Linked DNA regions of Homo sapiens: region 2 is linked to region 1. A link is an interaction called in ENCODE POLR2A ChIA-PET data of the cell type or tissue named here. Cell type or tissue: OCI-LY7. All regions are shown on one strand. Links, peaks and the distances in the headings refer to the core of each region. The heading gives the core; the rest is flanking DNA.

The links. Peaks named below come from ENCODE experiments on the same cell type or tissue, not always from the same donor. Only the 100,000 strongest peaks of a DNase experiment are listed, where the experiment ranks them.
Region 2: POLR2A ChIA-PET joins it to region 1 with 26 read pairs; 6 of 35 experiments call an interaction of 5 or more read pairs at or near these places.

What each region holds. Positions count from the first base shown.
Region 1 is chr5:68,181,035-68,198,466 of GRCh38, forward strand. LINC02219 (long intergenic non-protein coding RNA 2219) reads left to right here and starts at 8,842. Exons shown (of 3, transcript NR_105003.1): 1 at 8,842-8,957; 2 at 15,336-15,455; 3 at 17,156-17,373. RefSeq lists enhancers at 6,165-6,708, 6,709-7,252, 12,525-13,064. In OCI-LY7, for the core only: no CTCF peak of the experiment used is centred there; a DNase peak (open chromatin) is centred at 8,297.
Region 2 is chr5:68,237,313-68,245,312 of GRCh38, forward strand. All of the region lies in intron 2 of PIK3R1 (phosphoinositide-3-kinase regulatory subunit 1), which reads left to right. Among named protein-coding and RNA genes, the nearest start is that of PIK3R1, 26 kb to the left of the region's middle. In OCI-LY7, for the core only: no CTCF peak of the experiment used is centred there; a DNase peak (open chromatin) is centred at 3,049.

The DNA of each region.
Region 1 (17,432 bases), core at 4,544-12,543:
TATTTAGTTTCAGGCAAGTTTCAAACTCTTGTTTGAAGAGTTCTTTCTGACTCCAGTGCTCCTTCCCTCCCCCTAGGAGTCTTTAGACTCCTACCAGAAACACCCTCTCCTATCAGTTCTGTTATGATCACATCCACAGTAACTAACAGTGAGGATAAGGAAAGGAAGGCATAAAACCTTGGAGGCGGAGGTGTGGGTGTGGGGAGGAACGAGCTCTACCCTCAGCCTAACTGTAATAGTTGCACAGGCTGTCAAGTCTCATAGCCAGATGTGTTCCATATAGATTCTTCAAATGTCAGAGCAGAGTCATCTACTCTGACTTTCTCCTTTTATAGTTGAAGAACTGAGTGAGGCCAGAGAGGTCAACTGACCTGCCCTAAAGCCACACAGCTAAAGGCTGAACTAAAACCAGGCTGTGCTTTGGCTCCACCTCTGGTTCATAGTATAGACCTGGTTTCATTGCTTGGCCTTGCCACTTACTGAATGGTTTGGGCAAGTTATCTAATCATTCTGGGCCTTGATTTGCTCACCCGTAAAGTGTGGAATTTTAGCAGCACTTATCTCTTGGATATAAATTACATAAAACACCATCAGGGAACCTAGTGAGTGCTAAGTGTTAACTTCCACTGATGGGCTCACAGCTCACTGTCTCAATGGCACTGATTCTCTTCCCATCCAACCCCAACTTCAGCATCTCTCAGGTGTCTTTTTACACTCTGGTTACCTCCAGTGTGATCTAAATTACAGTCTGTCACGAATCTGCGTGTATCTGCTCTAGAAAAGAACTTACAATGACTATACCATGAAATCAGGGAGGCAATAGGGCAAGAGCCCTAATTTTAATCTTAATTTGTCTAACCTTTAGTTTTCCCTTTTTCCTTTTTCTGACTGTTGATGGAAGTAGGAAGAGGAAGGTTTTCCTGTTTCTCTTTCCATCCTTTCATTATTGAAATCTGCCACCAGGAAAGGATCTGATAAATTCATTCTGTGGTAACTTACTGATAAGGCTTAACTAGTGACTTTTGTTTTTAAGGGTATTTGCAAGCTTCATCAAAGGTCAAAGCCTAAACCAAGGATCTCCAATGTTAGAGTTTTAGTATCAATCAAGAGTGGGACAGGTTTGCATTTTGGTTTGTTTTTGCTGGTGTTGGATCAGGGAGAATGAAAGGAAGGAAACCCAGAAGATTTTTTATAAATCCAGGTTCCACCCTCCAGGCTGAGAGTGAGCTAACCATGTGGGCAAGTGGGAAGGGGGAAGTGTTGAATATTCCCCAGGACTTCCTGGTAGACAATCAGAATTGCCTTTGAGGGAACCTAGGGGTGGGAGTGGAGGACAGATCCACCAAGAACCAAGGCCTTTACTGAGGACCAAAAAGCCATGCGTCATATCCAAGGAACCAGAAGGGGACAATGTAACCCGTGAACAACCTCTGGAGTAAGTCTGAACCCAGAGCTCACACCCTTCTTTCCCTTGAGCAGGCTCTGTGCTGTGGGGTGGGACAGATTCAAGGCTCTGAGATGGATGACACTCCCTACTGTTGCTGCCCCTCTTGCCACCCTCTACTCTCAGGGTTGTCACACTTTCCAAAGAGTTGAGGGGGCGGGGTGGCGGGGCAGAGGAGGCAATAACCAATGTTACCAAGAGTCTCTTGGACTTTGGAAGGGCACCAGAGCTCCAGCCAGGTCAAAACCATCAGCCCACGTGGTGCTCTATCAGCACTTCCTTCTCACATTCTCTGAAGACACAAGGAGGAAGTGGGAGTCCAGGTAGAACAGCTCCCCTACTAGAAGAGAAGACCTAGGTCAGGAACACAGGGCTGGGCATGGGAGCAGGAGAGACAGAAGTAGCAGCATATGCCTTCCTGGTGAGGGGCCCCTGTGGTCCCAGGGCTTTCTGCAAGGATCTATGCAGCAAACACTCTATACAGACTTACCAGATGCATGTCTTCACACATATATGCCACTGGCTTTTCAAATGTATACAGAAGGCTATAGTGTGATAATGTGATAATATCATCCCTAATTTATAATTTATAATTCTTATTTAGTCAATAACTGGACAGTATAAGACAACTGCTCTTGTATTTTTAGTAGAGATGGAGTTTCACCATGTTGGCCAGGCTGGAACTGCTGACCTCAGGTGATCCACCCACCTTGGCCTCCCGAAGTGCTGGAATTACAGGCATGAGCCACCATGCCTGGCCCAATTTTGGCTTTCAAAGGGGATTCTCACTCTTGAAAAGATTAGACACATTAGGCTACATCATTGCCTTTTCCTTTCCTCTCCTTACCACTGCCACGTGTGCCAATTATAGCTTTATGAATGTGAGTCCTTTGCCCATCCCCTTCACCAGCAGAAAACAGCTATTTGTTGTCCTCTGCTGCACACTGGATAAAACTAATCAAATAAATATATCTGTTTAAAACTTCCTTTAAAAATGCCTCAGTGTATTTTCCATTGAGGAATATCTTTTATGTTCTTCCCTGGGGGGAATTTAGCCTAATCCATCCTGCCTACCAGCTCCTTTACAATATGTTGATTTGGGGGCAGATTCTTTTGAAAAAAAAAAAAAAAAAAAAAAAAAACTGAACTCCGCTTTCTGAATTTTCCCACTCACAAAAAAATTTAGCTAGATATGATCTACAGGCAAGATATACCTAAGTTGTCTGGGACTGGCACTCAGATTGTTAGTTAAGTATCAATTCAAGGTCAAAGGCACACTGCTAACTTTGTTCAGTTTTCTTTCCACTAAAATAAATTGACCATCAGACAATTTTTGGTTATATTTCTAACATAGTTTTTAATTAAGTGACAAAATGTTTAAATTTACAAAAATATACTTTAAAACATTTAAGCAAAATAGAAGTGTACAAAGAAAAATGCCCTCATTAGCCCATAGGCAGAAGTGATTATAATTTGAAATGTTTAGGAAGATAACAGTTGTACTTACATCTAAGAGGTTATTTTATGTTTATTTTTTCTTTTCTCCTATAAATACCGTAGAAATCCAAACAAATGCGTTTGTATAAAACACTGAAGAAATGGTACTACCTCCTTCTCAAACTTCTACCCCTACTCATCATTTTTGTCTTCCGCCTCATCATCACCAAAGAATCAGCTACCTTCTGTGTTTTGTAGGGAAATCTGTGCCTGTTCCTCTTCGAAGCAAGTGGACTTTGTTTCCTTGGAATAAAACTCTGTGGCTTGGGACAACTCACTTTCCCTCTCCAATTTCTTTGCAAAATATGAGGGGTCCTTAGGACTTTGATACTAAAACAACTATGCCCATCTTTTTGTTTTTGTTTTGAGATGGAGTCTCGCTCTGTCCCCCAGGCTGGAGTGCAGTGGCGCAATCTCGGCTCACTGCAAGCTCTGCCTCCCGGGTTCAAGCAATTCTCCTGCCTCAGCCTCCTGAGTAGCTGGGATTACAGCTGCGTGCCACCACAACTGGCTAATTTTTTGTATTTTTAGTAGAAACGGGGTTTCACCATGTTGGCCAGGATGTTCTCGAACTCCTGACCTCGTGATCCACCCACCTCAGCCTCCCAAAGTGTTGGGATTACAGGTGTGAGCCACCGTGTCTGGCCGCCCACCTTTTATATAATTCAAAATAAAAACAAAACTGGGTCCTAAAATAAATGTCAGGATACCCAACAATTTGATTCGCCCCATGATGACTGTTTCCTTGCTTTGGGGAAATATAGAAAATTCTTCCAATACATGTATTTCTGTTTCTTCTGGCTTTGGCAATCAAGCCCCAAAAGAACAAGGAGCAATACATTGTCTCTGAGCTCTGAAAGTCTATAATTTGTCAGTTATAATTTGGAGAATAGAAGTAGAGGTGATGAGATTGAAAAACATAAATAATATCAAATAAAGCTAAATAAGAATAGATCATTTTGAGAGATTGGGAGAAATGAACAAGACTCTTGCTAATGAGAGCCCTACTTCATAGTGAATTCCAAAGAATACAATATGTAAAGGGGCAAAAAAAAAAAAAGTAACTTTACAGTGGAGAAACCTGACAAACGCTACTCGGTCAGGTGATCAAGGTCAACAGCAACAGTCATAAATCATGTAGATAGTATAAACCCTTGATTTGATGTGACAAAGTGGTATCTTACCTCTGTGGTCTTCTAGAATCCATTACCCCTAGTCTAATCATAAGAAAAACAACAGACGAATCTCAATACAGGGGGGGTACCCTCTTACCTCTTTCAAAATTAATAATCAGTAGTCCTCAAAACTATCAAATAATCAAGACTAACAAAAGTCTGAAAAACTCTCACAGCCAAGTGGAGCCTAGGGTGACAGGACAACTAAATATAATGTGGTACCCTGGATGGGATCCTGGAGTGGAAAAAGGAATTAGGTAAGAACTAAGAAAATCTGAATAATCATGATCTTTAGGTAATAATAGCATGTCAATATTGCTTCAATAATTATAAAAAATTTCATTATAAACGTAAGATGTCAATAATACGCGAAACTGGCTGGAGGGTTGATGGGAACCCTATAGTATCCTCAATTGTTCTTTAGATCTCAAACTGTTCTGTTTCACTTTTTTGCCCAGGCTGGAGTGAAGTGGCAGTGATCTCGGCTCACCGCAACCTCCGCCGCGCCACTCCATCCCACCAGGGTTCAAGCGATTCTCCTGCCTCAGCCTCCCAAGTAGCTGCAATTACAGGCACCCGCCACCACGCCTGGCTAATTTCTGTATGTTTAATAGAGATGGGTTTTCGCCATGTTGGCCAGTCTACTTTTGAACTCTGATCTCGGGTGATCCACCCGCCTTGGCCTCGTAAAGTGCTGGGATTACAGGCGTGAGCCACCGTGCCTGGCCTAAAACAATTTTTTTAATGAATAAGTAGTTATTTAAAATAAGAATGACAATGGCCTGATGGCATTACACATTTTTGCATAGGCTCACGAAGCCCAGGCTATAGTGTTTTTTCTTATTCTTTACATGTTGGGAAGGGAGGCTTTTTCAACTCTGCCTAATGATTTTACCTTAACTGAATTTTTCCTGAAATTATCTGCAGTGAAAAGCTCCTGTGTGTGTGGGTGGGGTCCGGTTGGCCGCGCCCCGCCCCCACCGCCGTGCGCTCGCTCCCTCCCTCCCTCCCACGCTCCCTGCCGCCAGCCCCACCGCCCCTCGCGTCCGGGACGCCGGTCCCATCCTCGCGAAGCCCCGGCCTCGGGGAATCTCCACGCTCTGGCCGGGCGCGGTGGTTCACGCCTGTAATCCCAGCACTTTGGGAGGCCGAGGCGGGCAGATCACGAGATCAGAGGATCGAGACCATCCTGGCTAACACAGTGAAACCCCGTCTCTACTAAAAATACAAAAAAGTAGCCGAGCGTGGTGGCGGGCGCCTGTAGTCCCACCTACTCGGGAGGCTGAGGGCAGGAGAACGGCGTGAAACCGGGAGGCGGAGTTTGCAGTGAGCCGAGATCGCCCCACTGCACTCCAGCCTGGGCGACACAGCGAGACTCCGTCTCAAAAAAAAAAAAACAAACAAACAACAAAAAAAAAAACTCAGAGCAGATATTATAGCGTATGTGAATTATTAATTTACTTTGTTTTCCCATGGCCAACTCACCTGTTCTAAGCCACAGCCACCTGGCACCTTCAATTTGAAATGTATAAGGCATAAGCTATACGTTCCTCATGGAAAGAGTAAAAGTTATTTTATAGCCATACCAAGATTGGATTTCGGGTGTACTATTTATAAGCTGTGTAATAACGTTGGACAAATTACTTAACCTCTGTGAAACTCAGTTTTCTCTTTTATTTTATTTTACTTTATTTTATTTTTTTTAGACGAGTCTCGCTCTGTCACCCAGGCTGGAGTGCAGTGGCGTGATCTCGGCTCACTGCAACCTCTGCCTCCCGGGTTCAAGCAATTCTCTGCCTCAGCCTCCCGAGTGGCTGGGATTACAGGCGCCCGCCACCACGCCCAGCTATTTTTTTTGTATTTTTAGTAGAGACGGGGTTTCAGCATCTTGGCCAGGCTGGTCTTGAACTCTTGACCTGGTGATCCACCCGCCTCAGCCTCCCAAAGTGCTGGGATTACAGGCGTGAGTCACCGCGCCCGGCCGAGTTTTCTCTTTTATTAAAAAAAGAAAATCAACAACAAAGTTTTGCAGGATTGTAGTGAGTGAATATAAAGTATGTGATTCGGTATCCGGAACATAAAAGTTCTCAGGAAATCACGATTAATAATAAACAGTAACAAATAATGATCCGTCCAAACCAAGAGAAGATAATCTCCTTTGGCTGTAAGAAAATATGACTTAAACAGCTCTTTCCTTCAAGTCCTCCTTCCCACTTTAACAGGCCACACTGTACTGAGCATCTAGAAGGCTCTCTGCCAACAGCAGCGCCGGTTTGTTATCTAAGTGAGTCTTGGTCATTAAGCAAAGTCAGGGTCTTTGTTATTGGTTTCATCCCCACTGGCCTTGCAGAGAAAGCCCAAGCCACAGGGTACATCTCTGCCTGCCAATGCCCTGTATTCCTGAAACAAAAAGGCAATAAAAAACACGACAGTTAGTGTCAGACACGGAGCCCGGGCTTGGGAGCGGGCGGGGAGGGCTCCCTTTTCTCCTTGTTCCGCAGCACCTGTCACGGAGACGGGAGATGGGGGCCTGGCCCGGGATGGGCAGCCCTGCTTCCTCCTGCCCCCGCCGCGCTCCCTCCCGAGCTGCTCCGGCCCCGGCTCCCAGCAACGCGGCGGCGGCCCGCTCTGCGACTAGAAAGCGCCCATTGAGGGCTTGCAGCTGCCAGTGCCGCTTGCCCAAATCCGACATAAAGCCTCGACTTCAGCTCCAGTGAAGAAGACACTACTGTGTTCTTCCTGAGCCCCAGTCATGGCTATAAAACATTAAAAGCAAACTGGCGATTGTTAAACACTGCATTTGTTTACACCCCGAATCTTGAATCACAATGGGGCAGCTTGGGCTGCCCAGGCCCGGCGAGGCCGGGCTTTCTCCTAGACACTGAAGTCTGTTCTCCGACCCAAGGGACACAAGAAAAGTTGAGTAAATACCATATCGCTTTTCTGTTGATAGATGTTTGTTCACGGAGACTTCAACAGGATATTTGCTTGGGGTTGGGTGGGGGTGGGGGGCGTTGGGTTGAAGGACACGTCCTTGCAGAACCAAGATGCTGTCTCACGTTAGCTTTGAGGCTCTCTAAAGTATCCTGAAAGAAAACAAACAAACAAAAAAAGCCGAGTTACATAAAATATATCCGACCGAATTAAGGCATAACTGGCATCCTTAAAAACAAACAAACAAAAAAACCCAAAACTGCTTGGAAGGAAAAATGGGGAGGGGGAAATAAACGAAACGATGATGGCAGTGTGGTTAATTGGTTAAGCCAATGGAAGCTCAATACACTATTCTACTCTTGCAAATTTCAAAACAATGTTTCATTTTAAAAATTACACTTAAAAAAGTCCCTTTGCTCTCCCTTTTTCCCAGGCTACAATACATAAAACAGATTTCCTTTTAAATGTCGCACTCTATTTCATTTTTGAATTTTTCAGGGGTTTTGTGTGTGTGTGTGTTTTTCTGTTTTAAAAAGTACATCATAATTTGGTAAATTGAGAAGATGCAGAAAAGAAGTATAATGAAGAAAGTAATTATAAGTCCCATGATTTCAATTAGCACTTGCTTATATTCTTATGTATTACCTTTCAATCTTTACATACACACGTGCACACACAGAAAGAAAGAGAAAAAAATGAACATACCTAAATGGAATTCAATCCTACTTAGCTTTATACCATGCTTTTTTTTTTTTTCCTTCTGGTAACCATTCCCCATGCCATTAGATATTCTTAAAAGGGTGATTTGTACTGACTTTGGAATATTTCTAGGCTATGTTTCTTTATGCTAGAAAAAGTTCAGACAGTTTTATTTACACCATGCCATACTTAGAAACTAGAAGAGGATGCTTATAGTTAGAGATTACAAGGAAATGTATTTTGCACTAGATATATACCACTTTCTTCAGAATCATTTAAGAATTGCAGCTGGATTCAGCATAGTATTTGGCAAGTACAAATATAGTAATACAATGAAGTTTTCTCACCTTCAGATGTGCTCCAAAAAGAGAAATCAGAAGGAATGAAAATAGAGTGTGAGGGTGGGGTGTGGAAGTTAGGAGCAAAGCAAGAGAAAGGGAGACAATGCTCAGCCCACCCACCCACACCCACACATAAACACACATACACACATGCACACACACACAAACACACCAATTTCCGTAAGCCTCACATCAGCTGACGTGATTTCTGTTTCTTAATTAAGAACCTCAGAATCAGGCCGGATGTGATGGCTCACGCCCATAATCTCAGCACTTTGGGAGGCGGAGGCGGTGCAGAGGGGGTGGGGTGGGGATCACTTGAGGCCAGGGGTTTGAGACCAGCCTGGCCAAAATGGCCAAACCCCCTCTCCACTAAAAATACAAAAATTAACCAGGCATGATGGTGCGTGCCTGTAATCCCAGCTACTCAGGTGGCTGAGGCATGAGAATTGCCAGGAGGCGGAGGTTGCAGTGAGCCAGTGTACTCCAGCCTGGGTGACAGAGCGAGATTTTGTCTCATAAAAAAAAAAAAAAAAAAAAAAAGAACCTCAGAATCAAAACTCAAAAGAATCCAGTGGAAAATCACAAGGATTAAAGCGAAGAGACATATTGCATATTAGAAATGCACAGCTAACGATGTGACAGCAGAAGGGTCCAATGACAGGACACTCGGCATTGTTTGATCACCTGTTGCACACAGGGCTGTACAATGGACATGGAAACGTAGAGATGAATAAATAAGTCACAGGCCTTGGTCCCTTGGAGTTCACAGTCTAATGGGGAAGACAGGATATAAGCAAGTAGTTTCAGCATAGCTTTGGAATTGCATGCAGAGAAGTGAGTGAAGTGAGTGAGGGCCCAGCCAAGGTAAGACCAGGATTCACAAGAACATCCCAAGATCTCAGAGAGGAAGGGAACTTGGAGCGAAGTAGAGAAGAATAAGACCTTACAAACATAGGGGAAAAGGAGTCATAATGGGAGAAATTTTAACAGTTTGATTAATTTTTTTAAAAAAAGGCAAGTGTATTTTAAAATGTCTGTTTTTCCTAGGCTTGGGAACCAATGTTATTGGATACAAACTTGCCCTTGTTTTTGTAATAAGAGATATTCCTTAAAAAGTTTGGTATATGGCAAACTTTGATATTTTAAGCATATTTCAAAAAAAAAAGGACTCACCATGTAAAGAAACTGAACTATGAATTTGTTTGTTGTCTAGATAACACCTAATTTGACTTTTTTTTTTTCTTTTCTTTTTTTTTTTTTGAGACGGAATTTCGCTCTTGTTGCCCAGGCTGGAGTGCAATGGCACCAGCTCGGCTCACTGCAACCTCCTCCTCCTGGGTTCAAGTGATTCTCTTGCCTCAGCCTCCCGAGTAGCTGGGATTACAGGTGCCTGCCACCAGTCCCAGCTAATTTTTGTATTATTAGTAGAGATGGCACCATGTTGGCCAAACTGGTCTCAAACTGCTGACCTCAGGTGATCCACCTGCCTCAGCCTCCCAAACTGCTGGTATTACAGGCGTGAGCCATCATGCCTGGCCTATTTGTCTTTTTTTCATATGGACTTTACATACCACACGTAGTTAGTGCAGTCATGAAAATAGTATCTCCCCACTTGTTCCATTCATTAATGTCAAGCCCAAAAGGACCTTGAGTGAGTTTTATGTTTATTTGCTTGAGCCCATCCCCCAACCCTCCACCCACACACATTCACTTACCCTACTTATATGTGAATATTGCAATTAAGATGGCAAAAGGCAGGCAGCAGCGCGAGCACATGTGGCCATGATGAATGCAAATGTTAAAGATTAACCTTTTTTAAAAAAAGCAGGTTTACTTAATTTTGAAAAGTATCATATTTGCAAAGCTAATTTAGTATTTTTAATTCCCACACTGATTTTTCTTAACCAGTTTGCAGCCTTCCCAACCTACACAGTGACTTTGACTTCTTTTTCTTTCTTTCTTCCTTTCTTTCTTTCTTTCCTTCTTTCTTTTTTTTTTTTTTTTTTTTTTTTTTTTGTAGTTTAAGATCATTTTTTTGAACAACAAGAGACAGGGAGAGGGAGGGGGCAACTACATCCCCCAAGCCCTACCATGGGGAATGGACCTCTCCCTGCCTCCTGCCCCCTAAGCAGCTCCCCTTGTACTATGGGAGGGAGACTTTGTGCAAACTCAGCCCTGAGGGGGTCACAGTGACTCTTAAGGTTGGTCAGGGCTGTAATTACAACTTAGCAAACAGAGAAACCAAAATAAAGAGGCAATTTTAGCTGCTTTCTCAGGTAGGCCCTCAAATTGTCACCTGTTAGAGTGCATTTTCTGCAGTGACTAGAGCCTGCATCTTTAGACAAGCGCTCTGTCCATAGAGTCATGAAGCTACTATTCTTGGGAAATGGATCATGCTCCACCCTTTAATTGAACAGAGTACTTGAATTCTTATAGTATTGAAAATCTCTATGAATTTAACATGGGAGGAGCATGTGCCACACAATCTGGCTGGAGGGGTGGGAGGCAGGAGTCTATGCTTATCTTCCTGTATTTTTCCTCTGATCACCAGACCAGAATGTGTTTCACTGTGGTTAGAGTAAATAAAGTCTCAGGATAACTTTTTTTTTTCAAACAAAAACAAAAAATTCAGTTGTTCTGAAAAGCACTGATAATGTGAAATAAGACAACTGTAGCTGTAATTTAAAGGGTCATCTTTGTTTTATTTTTCTTAAATTGAATATTGTTTTTTCAGAATACTTATGTTCCATGAATATATTTCTAGTTTGAAGAAACTTAAGCTGCTTTTCAAGGTTATACTTAAAAAAAAAGTCATTTAAAACATTGCATGATCCAGTTTACGAGGTTCTTAGGTCAATTACACCATTGTTATCTTTCTCTTCTTGAGCATAGTCTATAACCATTGGGGAAAATAATTAAATATAAATGTTTCTGTATTAACTTTGATTCTGGATGACTTATCTTTTTTTCTTTCTTTTTTTTTTTTTTTTTGAGACAGGGTCTCACTCTGTTGCCCAGGCTGGAGTGCAGTGGCGTGATCTAAGCTCACTGCAACCTCTGTCTCCCAGGTTTAAGCGATTCTCCTGCCTCAGCCTCCTAAGTAGCTGGGATTACAAGACGCCTGTCACCACACCTGGCTAATTTTTGTATTTTTAGTAGAGATGGGGTTTCACCGTGTCGGCCAGGCTGGTCTTGAATTCCTGACCTCAAGTGATCCGCCCTCTTTGACCTCCCAAAGTGCTGGTATTACAGGCATGAGTCACCGCGCAGGGCCTGAATGAGTTATCTTAAGAATAATATCACTGAAGATACCATACTGGTTAACAATTACTACATAATAAATTACTCCCCCAAACCAGTAGCTTAAAACCTTCATTTCATTTTGTTCACGGTTTTCTGGGAATTCAGGAAGTACTCAGTCCAGGCAGCTCTCTGTTGGGTTCTCTCATGCAGTTGCAGTCAGATGTTGACTCTGGCTCCAGTGACATAAGGATCAACTGTCATAGGTCCAGCAGTTGAGGCCCAGCTCTGCCATAGGTCCAGCAGTTGACATGTCTGCAGTGAGCTTGGCAGAGGCTAATAAGCGTATCTACACCAGCATGGCTGTCTCAGGGTAATCAGACTTTTTACATGGCGGAAGACTTTCTCCAGAAAGGCTCAAGAGAATCAGACAAGGGCTTTTTCCAGCCAGCCTCAGACATCACACAGCATCACTACAAGGTTCAACTGTTTCCTATTGAGTCACTAAGATTGGACCTCTCTAGATGGGAGGAGTATCAAATAACTTGCAGATACATTTTTAAACTGCCATACATGTGCTTTTGTGTTTTTCTTCGCAAACAGCTCAGCATGTATTCTCTTTAGCTAAAGACCCCAGTAGTTTTTGAGTTCATTTTGTGCTTCCAGAACCTAGCACAGGGTATGTGTTACAGCAAATGCAGCCAAATATTTGTTAAACTGAACCAAAGGCTGACAAGCCATGAACTCCTGCCATCCACATGAAGGAGGGATTTTGTGGCTGCCAAATTTTTCTTTTGATAAGTTAGATGGCTTATCATGCTGATAATACAACTATATATATAGATAATAGAAAACCTTGGTTTTTTTCCCAAGGTAAAGGAGTCTCAGAAATCCTGTAGTCCCACCCTTTACCTTGTACCTCCCAGCCCTCCTCACCCCACCCCAGTTTCATAGCTGAAGCCCAGAGAAGTTAAGTGACCTAACCAAGTGATAAAGGTATGGTCTCTAGTTGTATTATGTTGGTGCAAAGTATTTGCGGTTTTTGCTATCAAAAGCAATTCCAGGCATTGTTTCTTGTCCATAACAAAATATTGTTTTCTCGGTTACTGTTTGGGGTTATGACTTTATCAAAAATTGCAGGGACATTGTGGGCGTTAGGTCATTTTTATACATGAGGGTGAGGAAGTGATACTTCTGCCAACCTGTTGATCTCAGCAAGAATTCTTTTCCTCCCTGACCTTTCTATTTATTCCATCAGGCAGATAAAGAAAAGACCCAGAAAGATCTCACCAGGAGGCTGTGGGACTCCAAGTTGCTCTCTTCAGATATAGGTCAAAAAAACTAACTTCCTGACCCTTTCTTCATGCCTTGCAATAAGATCTTGTAGTTTCTATGTCTGGGGCAGTGCTGAGTCTAGAAGGCTTCCTGTGATTTACAAAAAGCCTGTGAGGAAATGGAGATGTCCCTGAGCCTGCCTAAACCTGCAACAGTGATCCATTGTATTTCCAGGGGGCAACCCATCATACTTTGATGTAAGACGTCGTTCCAGCCCTTTGGGGTCAGGAATGCAAAATGCCAAGTCATCTATTTTGCATCACAATGATGCAGTTTTGTCAGGAAGTATAGTATTTTTAAAGTGATCACCCAGTTGATTAACAAAAGAAAAGAAATCACACCTTCTCCTTTGAAGTTTGCCAAGCTTCCCTTAACTAAAGAAGGCTCTTTCCTTAGCTTGTATCAGGACCATATTCAAGACTTTTTCAATTTGGAAAATTTCATATTTATTAGGAAAGGTGAATAATAGAGCTAGTATATGGAACTAATTTCTTAGGTCAGTCAACATTTCTTTAAGTCAATTCATTGAATTGATGTTTGTGTGAATGTCTGGCTTATAGTGAGCACTCAGTACATGTTAATTCCGCTTCTTTTCCTAACACCATTGTATGGGGAATGACTCAGGTTCACAATGTTTAGTATTTCTCCAAAATACTCTGAGTCTTCATTACCAAAAAAAAAAGTTCGATAACATTTGACCTCCTGTATTTACTAAGGCAGAAAAACCTTCTAAGCTCCTTGTATTGGTCAGTGTTCTCCAGAGAAACAGAACCAATAGGATGTGTGTGTGTGTGTGTGTGTGTGTGTGTGTGGTGTGTGGTGTGAGTGTAGGGGGCAAGAGAGTTATTTTAAGGAATTGACTCGTGTGATTATGAAAGCTGGCACATTACAAGAGCTGCAGTGAGCAAGCTGGAGATCCAGGATACCTGATAGTATAGTTCCAGTCTGAGTCCAAAGCCTGAGAACCAGAAGAGCTGATGGTGTGTCTAGTCTAAATGCTGGCAGGCTGAAGACCCAGAAAGAGCCAATGTTTCTGTTAGAACCTGAATGCAGTGGGGGAAAAAACTAATGTTCTAACTCTAGGTAGTCAGCCAGAAGGAAATTCCCTCTTACACATGGTAGCACCAGCCTTTTTGCTGTATTCAGCCTTCAACTGACTGGATGAGTCCCATCCACGTTAAGGAGGGCAATCTACTTTACTGAGTCAACTGATTCAAATGTTAATCTTGTCCAAAAGAACCCTCATAGAAATACCCAGAATAATCTTTGGCCAAATACCTGGGCATCCCATGGTCAGTTAAGTCAACATATAAAGCTAACTATCACACTCCTTTTCCGTTGAGCACTAGTCAAATTGAAATTTCATAGAATTTGTGTGTTTGTAATAGAAATGATTTTCTGGTTAACCCTGTTTTACCAAATATGTACGGTGTACCCAGTTCTCCTTAGGATTTACTCTTTGCTCAGAGCATTTCATTTTGGGGCATGCAAATAAATGGGATGCCCCCCTTATCCCTGCCCCATTATCCCTTATCCCTGTCCCTGTATGGAATACAATGTACACTCATAACATGAAACCAAAGGGAGGATGTTCTATGTAACATTACTGATTCTGTGACCATCCTAGGAAGGAATGCTGGTGCGAGCTCTCCATCTTCACTTCATGAATTAATAGACTTGTCATCGGAGGTATTAATAGGGCTTGGAGTTACAGCAAAGCTTCACAGACATTCTCAGACATCAATCACATTTTGGTGTTTGCAGCTCGAAGGCAAATCATCTGCACAATTATGATTTATATGAAATTCAGGAATCATAAATGTGCTTCACTTTGGTCTTATTCAGAAACCAGTAGCTTTTACTCATGGATGCTAGCAAGTTTGGCTTGCATGGTGGAGGCTGTGTGCTGTTGAGGTTAATAGCATGCAATTACCCGGGCTCCAACTGCAGCTCTACCAACACAGAAGCAAAAGTGGAAAACATGGCAGAGTTCTTAGAGTAGAAATAAAACTGTAAAAACAATGGTTGAAGAAGGATCTTTGTGCTTGTTTTAGATAGAATTCATTAAATTTTTAACTGCTATGCCAAAGAGACTATATCCATATAATCTTTAGACATGCAGTGAGGTAGTTACTGTTATTATCCCCATGCTAGAATTTGAAAACAGAAACACAGAGAACATAAGTAACTTGTCCTAAGGTCACTTTGATTTGAAAGTAGGGAGTGTGGTTCCAAGACTAACTACCAAACTAGGTGTTTCTTTGCTGGGTGAGTCCTCTCTCTGTCACCCAAACAAACACACAGCCTGGCCCAGTGATCCCATAGAGGTGCTGCCTTGCACTGCCAAGTCCTATGGGAATACTGGGCAAAGGTTCTTTTCTGCTTTCAGACCATACCCCTTGCGTCTCAGGTAGAATACTACAGGGGATAAATGGAAGACCAGATCCAGTTGGGTCAGAGGCCTCCCCTCCAGATCTTCCGCTCTCCAGAGCCTTTTTCCACCCTCTCCCCTAACCATCAACCACATGTCCCTTAGAGTTTCGTACTGTCCATTCCGCTCAAGACTTGGGTTTCCCTTTAATATTTTTATTGGTTTTGTAATAAACATCTTGGTGCTGATTAGTTGTTTTTTTTTTTTTTTTAACCGAGTTTCACTCTTTCGCCCAGGCTGGAGTAAAGTGGCATGATCTCGGCTCACTGCAGCCTCCGCCCCCGCCAGGTTCAAGTGATTCTCCTGCCTCAGCCTCCCGAGTAGCTGGGATTACAGGCGCAGGCCACCATGCCCAGGTAATTTTTGTATTTTTAGGAGAGAGGGGGGTTTCTCCATGTTTACCAGGCTGGTCCCGAACTCCTGACCTCAGGTGATACACCCGCCTTGGCCTCCCAAAGTGCTGTGATTACAGGCATGAGCTACCACGCCTGGCCGGTGCTGAATTTTAATTCCTCAACCAGCTGGGCTACCCTCGGTAATACCCTCAGTAATCATTACCCTCCCCATCACGAACTGCTCACTTGATCACTCAACACATAGAGAGTCTCCTTCATTCCCAATGTAGAATAGAGAGCAGAGATAACAGTGGAGAGTAAAGGCAACATGGTCCCTGCCCTCACGGAGTTTATACTCTAGTGGGGAAGACAAACATTATTCAAAGAGTTACATATAAATATAAAACTATACTGTGACAAATGCCACAAGGAAAAGGTGCAGAGTTTGATGACCCCAGGACCTGGAATTTACCTAGTCAGAGAGATCAAGGAAGGCTTCCCTAAGGAAGTGGTGCAGAGCTGAGATCGGAAGAAGCAGGGATGTTCTCCACAGAAAGAACATGCTCAGAAGCCCAGTCAGCAGCAGGAAGGAGTGTGGTGATTTTGAGGAACCGAAAGAAGACCAGCATGGCTGGAGAACAGAGGATGGGGGTGTGATATGTGACGAGCGAAGAGAAGTAAGCGGGGGCAAGATTGTGTAAGCCTGTGATCAGGATTCTGGCCTGTATGCCTAGAGCAGTTATTTTCAACTTCGGCTACATGTCAGAACCACCTACAAAGCATTTTAAAATACTGATTAAAGGATCCCATTCCAGAACCATCAAATCCAAACTTCTGGAAGTGAGAACCAGGCATAAGTATTTTTTTTAAAGCTTTCAGGTGATTTTATCATGAAAACAAGGGTGAGAATCATTGACCTATAGCAATGAGAAGTCACTAAAATGTTTGAAGATAATATGTATGCTATGAATCTTTAGAGGGAGTTGGAAGCCATTTCCAGATTTACATTTCAAAAAGCATCCTCTGGCTAGAACCATGGAGTTATCAATGCTAGTGATTGAGAGTTCAAAAAGGAGACCAATTCAGTGACAACTATTTTTTTATTTTTATTTTTTTGAGATGGAGTTTCCCTCTTGTCATCCAGTCTGGAGTGCAATCTCACAATCTCGGCTCACTGCAACCTCTGCCTCCTTGGTTCAAGTGATTCTCCTGCCTCAGCCTCCCAAGTAGCTGGGATTACAGGCGCCTGCCACCACGCCCAGCTAGTTTTCACATTTTTAGTAGAGATGGGGTTTCGCCATGTTGGCCAGGCTGGTCTCAAACTCCTGACCTCAGGTTATCCACCCGCCTCGGCCTCCCAAAGTGCTGGGATTATAGACATGAGCCACTGTGTCTAGCCAGTGACTGCTATTGATAAATGGTGCAGGTGAGGATTAGGGTAGCATCAACGGAGATGAAAAACATACATATATTTACAAGATTTTTAGTTGGTTAAAACACTGAGACTGGCAGAATGATGAAATGATGGATTCTATAATGGGAAAAAAGAGAGCAAATGACTATCAGTGTTCTGCTCACACAAGATGGATAATTGTGCCACTTGTTGATACAGGGACGAGGACTAGAATCAGAAATGTTTAGAGTGAGGGTACGTTTTCATTTGGGCATGTGAGGTTTGCTTTCATTTTGTCATGCATGTTCTTTACCTCTCTTTTCTGTAGGTCACCCGTACTTCATTTACCAGTCCTTGCTAAGGATTATTCATTAAAACACACAACAGCAACAATAACCACAAAAGCAACAATAAAAATACCTTTGAACTCACTCAATCTTGAACTATTGAACATGCTAAGTCCGTGTCATTGGCCTACTTAATCAGCCCTCGATTGTAACTTGAAGAAGCTTATTGATAAGAAAATAAACTTCTCATAAAGTATAACTACTTTCTTAGCAAAACTATTTGTTTCATCTTCTCTTTAAAATTTTTGATATTATGTA
Region 2 (8,000 bases), core at 1-8,000, 52 kb after region 1:
AAGACTGAGTACAAATTGCCAAATTCCTTTGAATGCCAAACCATATTTCTCAGGAAAGTTGGCCACTGCCAAATTTATAACATTTGTGTTTCTGTTACCTGAATTCCAAGGGCAGAGGGGTGATTGAGGGGGTAAGGGAAAGGCACAGGTGAATTTTATTTTCAGATGTCTAATAGGACAGTGTGACATTGCCCAGAGATAGTCTCTCAAAGGTAGTGAGTGCCAGCAGAACTTCTCGAATGCGAAGTTGAGAAATTTTACTTATTTACTTATTTTCCCATTGAAAAAAAAAAAAAAAACTTTAAATGTTTTCTGAGTTAAAAAGGCCTCTGACTGGTAGTCCTGACACAGCTTCTTGAGAGTCTCCGAGAGAGCCTCTTCTCAGTACAATTCCTAAGAAGATAGGAAGAAAAAAAAAAATATTCTTAACACATAAAACTAGAATTAGTGGGAAGAAATGCCTACTGTAAACTCAACAGAACCGGGGTTAAAAAATATAGGATAAGTTTTGACTACCTAAAAGTAGCAGGGCAGACCCATCTCTTCCCTAACTCTGTCCATAATTCAGAAAGGGCCCAGGGAACTGTCCTCAGGAATGCTCTTCCCCCCTCTTCCTTGTCCTCTCCGACAGAGCCTTTCTAATCAGTAGGAGGTCACAACTTAGAAAATAACCAGAGAGAGCTGGAATGGTAAGTTAGGGGCTATTACTGTTATATTCTGAGAATCCTGATCCATGAAAATAAAGTGCTGAAGGTGGGGTAGAGTTAGAAAGACCTGTGTTCACTGAGGGTTTTGAGTATTACAGGCTCTCCATCACTCAGAGCATCAGAAAGTCAGGCGGTGAACGCAGGAGATTTTTCTCTCAGGCTAACCAAAACCATGTTGAAATGAAAACCACCTTGGAACTGGCCTTTTCATCTCAGACTGCCAAATAACTAGCACCCAAGTGGATCCCTTAGCTCAGAGCAGTCACCAGGCATGGGTAGGTCTTTCCTTGTTTAGTGATAAACAGGAAAAACCTAACCGAGCCTACTGAACCATGTCCATCTATAAAAGAAAAAGGGAGATCATACTGGAGATTTGAAAGAAGAGTAGACCTCCAGAACTGATTGATTATAATTTATTTCTGTTATAGTATTTCCACTTAGTATTATGATTTATTTCTGTCCCTCATGAAAGGGACAGAAAGTAGTCAGGCGGTTATGAGATGAAAAGACAGTAAGATGGGATGAAATCGGAGTGAAACAATAAAAAAAAGACTAAGTTAAAAATGTAATAGCATATTAAAATTCATGTGTAAGGGGGTAATGAGCTGAAAATAAAGTCTGTGTTTTGAAGGAGAAACAAGATAAAGCTCTTTGGAATCCAAAGGATAAAAACATAAAATGAGGGAGAAGATATATAGAGAGAATATCTAACAGGAGAATTACAAGTGTTGATAAACAGGGAACCAAGTGAAATAGAACAACATCATTATAAGAAGTTTTCATGCACGTGTGCAGATTTGAAAGTGTTGCCGTATTTTTCATGTGAAATCAATGAAAAATATGTTTGGGCATTTCTATTTAAGAATAATGTTAAAGTACCTTGCCAAAATATCTGGCAAGATATTAGCTACCAGGGAACAAAGTTGTTTTTCTTCTCCTTTCTAGCAATAAATGCCAAAAAAAAAAAAAAATAGTGCATTGATTTTAGTAGAGTTTTGAGGAGAAAAGATGGTGACTTAAGAACTTACTGAGCTTCCTCCTTATATGTTATGTGGAAAGGCAATTGAGAGGCATTCGTTGATAAGCAGGAGCTCAGGAAAGATACACTAAACCTCTTGTTCACGTGGGAGTACCTAAAGGTTGCCTTTTTATTGTTAAGCTTTATAATTTAAAAAGGTGTAAATTTAAACTTAATTCATTTTGGTTAACTTCAGTAATTATCAAAATAATAAAACTATAAAGTATGTATCTTCTAAACACCTAGAAATATATATTCCAAAAGATAGGCAACAAAGAAAGAATAAAAATAATACAGGGAAAATGTTTACTATATATGACTACTTTAAAGAAATACAGACATTAACATATGTATGTACGTATATACACATACATATATACATATAAAATTGACCATATACATATATTTGTGTGTTCAACACACGCATTATTTTTCAGGTACTGCACTAACCTTTTATTCCATTGACTTGTTACTTTTCCTAAGAACTCTGTGACACTGGCCTTATTATACCTGTTTTAAAGATAAACAAGTTTAGTTAGAGATGGCCCAAGGTCACACAGCTAGTGGAGGAGCTGGGATTTGACCCCAAACAGTCTGACTGTTGACCCAATGCTCTTAAGCAACTGTGCAATACAGCGAAAGGGGCGCCGGGGGTTAATGTTCACACTGCTTGATGCTGCTGACTTCCGACCAGCCACAAGGCACCCCGGAGCCAAAGGCAGATGACTCCCTGGCTTGCCAGTGACGTGTGATGCGGTCTGATATGACAAAGTGAGTTAAACAAGCAGATTTTTCCTCTCAGGAAACAGACACAAGAACAACTGAAAAGAATAAAGCAGATGTGTGAGTTACTATTCCTTACAGCAAAAGAACCTCATCAGAACCGCAGGCTGGAAAGAGGTGATTACTTTTAAAGGGCAGTTCATTCCTCCTGCATGTTGGAAACTGTGGCTCTTAACTGGCTAAAATTTTAACTTTCAGTGTAGCCCTCACTTGGCTTGTGCTTCTTAATGTTGTAGATAACATTATAGATTTATATAATATTCAACTTTTATATATATATTACTTATATATAAATGTTTATGTATAAATATATATTTGTATATAATATGTATTCGTATATGATATGTAGTAAATGTTATATTTAAACCATCATATAGAAAAGCCATTATTGGGTACACTGTACAAATCTGCCTTTATAATTGAGTGTACTGTTCTACTAAAAGCAGCTTTAGAGAAAGGATTGAAAGCCAGCTCTTTCTACTTCACTAGCCTTCATTGTTTGGATTGGCATTATGTGTACAGTTATATTGTAACTGTCACTTGTGGTCTAATCTTCCCCTTAGGGGAAACTTGAGAAACCTGGTCAGCTTTAACATTTAGAGGAAGTTTAAACATATTGGAGCATAAAATTCACAGTTGTTTAACTGAAACTCCAGTTCTTGTCAGACCACATCTCTCCAGCCCTTCTGTGATTGGAATCATCTAACTTTGGCCCTCAATAAGGAAAACTTTGACAAGATGCAAAAAATGTTTACTCTTGTTTTCTTTGCCAGGAACCTGAGTCTGCAGCAGACTCTGAGACCTCTTTGCCTACCCCAAATAAGTGAATTGTCACTGTAACTGTTTTTTATCCCCATAACTGCTTTCGGTGAATGCCAATCTAGTTGTTACATGCCTTTAATATTTTGGGTAATTATGTTCTTTAAGAATGAAAATATTTTTTCCTTCCTTCCTTTCTTCTTTCCTTCCTGGTTTTGTTATAGTCTAGCTGTGAGACCAGTTGCCTTTCATATATTCTAGAAGAGAAGGATGAGGTGAGTTTCACAGTGATCTTTTTCCAAAATACAAAACCACTGTCACTCTCCACTTCCCAGGCAACCCCACTCATTCTATTTTCTAGTGAGGGTTTTGCTTAGATGATGACGAGTCTCTTGATTCAGTGGACTCCTAAGGGACCATCTTTCACCAGCACCAAATGCTGTTTAGTTCACATATTGAAATGTTTTAAATTATAACTTAGCAATTGTAGTTAGTAATCTTCACATTATATTGTCTCACATTTAATGTATAATTTCCTAAGAGAAGGAAATGGTCCTGGTGGGGGTCAATAGTTATAGTAACTATTAATAATACTGATGACTACTAGTTAATAGTAATTAAGGCCTCCTAAAATGAGAGGAAAAAAAATCTTTTGTTTATAAGGTTTAAAAAGAAGAGTTGATACTTAATAGTTTTAGTAAAACCCCAGTGCATGTTCGATTAATTTTGTTACTTTATTCTGGGCATGTAGTTGAATAATTACCTGCATTTTTGATTTGCTGAAAAGGTGGTGGTTACAATTTTTTTTGTTTTTTTTTTTTTTACAGTACTGTTTTTAGTTCATTACATTGAGATGCTACATTTTCCTTTTCTTAAATACATGCAAGATGAAATGTTTTACCTCTGAGATGAAAAATTTGAAATTTCTTTAATGTGACTCCTTACTAACACAATTGCAGGCAAGCATTGAACATTTGCTTTGTTCCAGGCACCATGTGCTGTGTGCTCTACCTACCTAATCTCACTTAGTCCACTTAGTGCTATTTGCAGGTTGAGGCTTAGAAAGAAAAAGAAACTTGCCCAGAGTCCAACACTAGTAGCTGGTAAAGAGCTGGTCTTTGCATGCAGCCTCTCTCACTTCAGGATGGGTGCTTCCCAGCACCACACTGTACCACCCTCAAGACGAGTTGCAGGAGGAAAGGAACCTCTAGTGGTATTAACTAAATCTTAGCAAGTAGTTGCCTGTAAATTGTAGACTTTTAAATACAATCTCACATTTCTGTGATCTTTACCCATACACCAGTTACCTTCAAACTAATTTAAGAATCTTATAGATATTAAAAATGCTTGATTGGCCAATATCTCATTTCTGTCAAAATCATGTACTAGAAGCATGTATCAAATCAGAGACTTATTTATGACAATTTGCACACACATTTGGATAAAATGCATCAACTTCTTTCAAAGTTTACTTGAAATAAAAAGGGAAGAATACGAAGTATCACAGGTTAAAGCAATGCCCTCATTCCATTTAGGCAAAAGTGTTGTGCTATTTGAATAGTGTTAGTTTGAGAATATGGAGTTGTACTCCTTATAGCAATTCCAACCTAGAAAAATGTTTGTGTTTTAATTGATGGGTTAGGCAAAAAGTTAATCTTTGCATAGAGGAAAGAAACAGCTCTGACTTAGAGGTTTTGGGGCTAGAACATGGATCAAGTGTCTGAAGTTTTTCATGTGGCCTCAAGTTGAATCTTGGTCAGAGAATACACGGTGGTCAAACTTCACACCATAGTCATAATGTATGAAGCCAAAAGAAAAGTCCTAGTTGCTGGGTGCTTCCATTATATCATCAACCTGGGTTTAATGATTTTATTGGAAGCACGACTTCCAGTGAGGCAAGGCAGTAAGCCCCAGAAGAGAGGCCTTCCATGGGTAGATAGGAACTCAAATGCTTTCCCAGGCTGGACCCAGGAGACTGTGTCAGCTACTGTGATATGGCTTGCCACCAGGACAGATCATTCTACCCGTCTAAGGAGTTAGGGTATCCCCAAGAGCTGTGATGGGAGGTGGAAATTCACACCTGTGAAATGGGAGGTATGCTGAGTTGAACGGGATAGCCCAAGGCCTGTCCATGAACTGAGCCATGGCCAAGGATTTCTTAATTCTAGAGGCCTCCTTCTTGAGCTTGCCTTCTTTTGAACTTGGCCCTCAGTGTCTGGGTAAGTTGGAGCGTGACTATCCAGGGAAAGCCCCTGGTTTGTATTTAGTCAAGTTGGCCAGAGAAGACTGGATCTAAGCGGGAATAAAATTTGCTGACCCCCATCTCAGAGGTTAACATTTTCATTTGTGTTTTGCATGACTCATTTTAAATTACAGTGCTCTACAAGTATAGAAAGAAGCCTTCCTCTTCCCACCGTCCCCAGACACCACATAATGGAAAAAGCAAGAATTTTCTGCATAAGCAAGGCCTTAAAAAAAAAAAAGCCAGCCTCTGATGGGACTTCTTTCCTGCCAGAAATCCCACTGGTCCACTGTCGCAATTTTTACAAAAGGCCACGATGAAAGAGTAAGGCCCATTTTGAGCCCTTTGCTTCTGTATTATGTGAAACATAACTTGTATGTTTCACATATGTTCTTGGTATCAGAAGAATTGTTAGTTTTTGAACATGTAAAATCTACTAGGGTCTCTGACTGTTAAAGTATAATTTTGATTAAGAAAAGATTTGTTCCACTGCTTTGATTAGACACATAAAACTTTGAAAAGTTTTGATGTTCTGTTTCCTGTTTTAAAAAAATATGTCCTCTCCTATGAACTCTAACTAGATGAGAGGATTTTCCTCAGAGAAAATTCAGCCCTGGGAAGAACCATCTATGGAGGTCATAACCTAGAAAATTCTTCAAGGGAAGTTGCAGTGAATTAAAAGAGGGCGGAGTTAGAAAGTCCTGTTCTACCAAATTTGTGCTAATAGTTGCACCTTTCTTTCTTTCCCAGAATGGTCACTGGAGAAAATGTGTAAACCAACTGCAAACAAGTTTATCCGTTGCCACCTTTCTTTTCCTTTAGTGACAGTTCAATTCGTTAACCTGAAGGAGCTACTGTACCATCAAGACTAGCTCCCAGCCCAGGGCTTCAGCATAAAGCAGCTGCTCAGTTAATTTTGGTGGATCACGGGCAGAAACAAGTTACCTTTGGGATGCAGATTCTGAATAGTCTGCCATGAAATGATTAAATGAATGAGAGTGATGAGGGGCTACTTAATTGGACTATGTAAAATGGCTCCTTAAGCTTCGTGGACAATTGAGTAATTTCAGTTTCCTCTCTTCACTCTTGTTTACTTCCTGCTCTTCTAGCATCAAGTGTTAGGTATTCTGTTCTCTTACAATGAGAAGATTAAACAGCTGTAGTTTAAATTAAAGCATTAATTTGGAGTGTTCTGTGGCTACATTAATTATATTTTCTACTAAGATTAAATTGCAGATGGATATAAGCAGCAATATATGTTTATCCAGGGCAAACCAGAATTCTGTTAACCAGCCATCCTTGGTGACTTTTTATTTATATATAAAAACCTTTTTAAACTGAAATAATGTAACTTGATTTTTCCCCCCAGTTAGGTAGAAGAAAAAATAATTGGATGCAGAAAACAGTTGTATGGAGCGTATTTGCATAGGTACAGGACTTGAGTGACAGAAAATTCCTTTTATTTTTTTCCCCAGTGGGATTTAGCAAAAAGCATGTGTTGAAAGTCTCTTGACTAAATGGATCATAATTAAAGACTTTGGGATTTATTTATGGGTATTTTAATTAGAAACATTAAGTTCACTCAGTGGTCCTTGTGAAAACTTTTTTCTAACTGCTTATTTTATATCAAGTAATAAATAAAATTTCTGTGGGTATGAAGATGAGTTTTAGGGCCGCCTATTTCTCTAGGACCGCCCCCCCGCCCCCCGCCGCCGCTTCAGAGAGCTTTTCTCTTTCTTTCACCTATTAAACTTCTGCTCTGGACCTCAAAAAAAAAAAAAGAGTTTTAGCTGTAACCACATTGTAATTCGTGCTGAATATATGAATGCTGCTGTTCACTGAATAGTTAACTGGTTATATCCCTTGTTAATTTGAAGTTTTCTTCCTTCGTTTTGGAATGATAGTTATAAGGCAACATGCATTTTAGAAAAATGCACTTGTTTGAACTTCTCAGATCTAATGTGACTCTGTGGGACTAGATGTTAAGAAACCATATCTTTAACTGAACATCATCTATGATATTCCATCTCATAACATGTTCCATGAGTTTTATGGACAATTTCTAAGAAATCCAAAGTAGCATGCAGTTTTATCAACCTCTCTGCATCCCCTTGGCACAAGGAATAATTTTTCTGTTATTGAGGGGCAAAACAGAGGGGTAAAGGCACTCATACAGTTAAATGCCAGATTAAGTCAGGCATCCAAGTCACTCTGCTTTGGGTTGATTCTCTGAGACTCAGCTGGCTGACTTCAAAAGGACGAAATAGATTTCAACATTGGAAAAGAATACAGTATAGAATATATGATGGGTCTTGTTAGCTATCTCTTATTTTCTAATCCAAAGAGCCTCCTAGTTGGAGGAAAAACTTGAACTACATAAGTATATCAGCAAATTTTCATTATATTTTATAATTCTTTATTGCATTATACGTGAATATATTTAGCAGTGGTAGTACGTCTTGGAAAGTTTAAGAATTTAGACAAATATGCT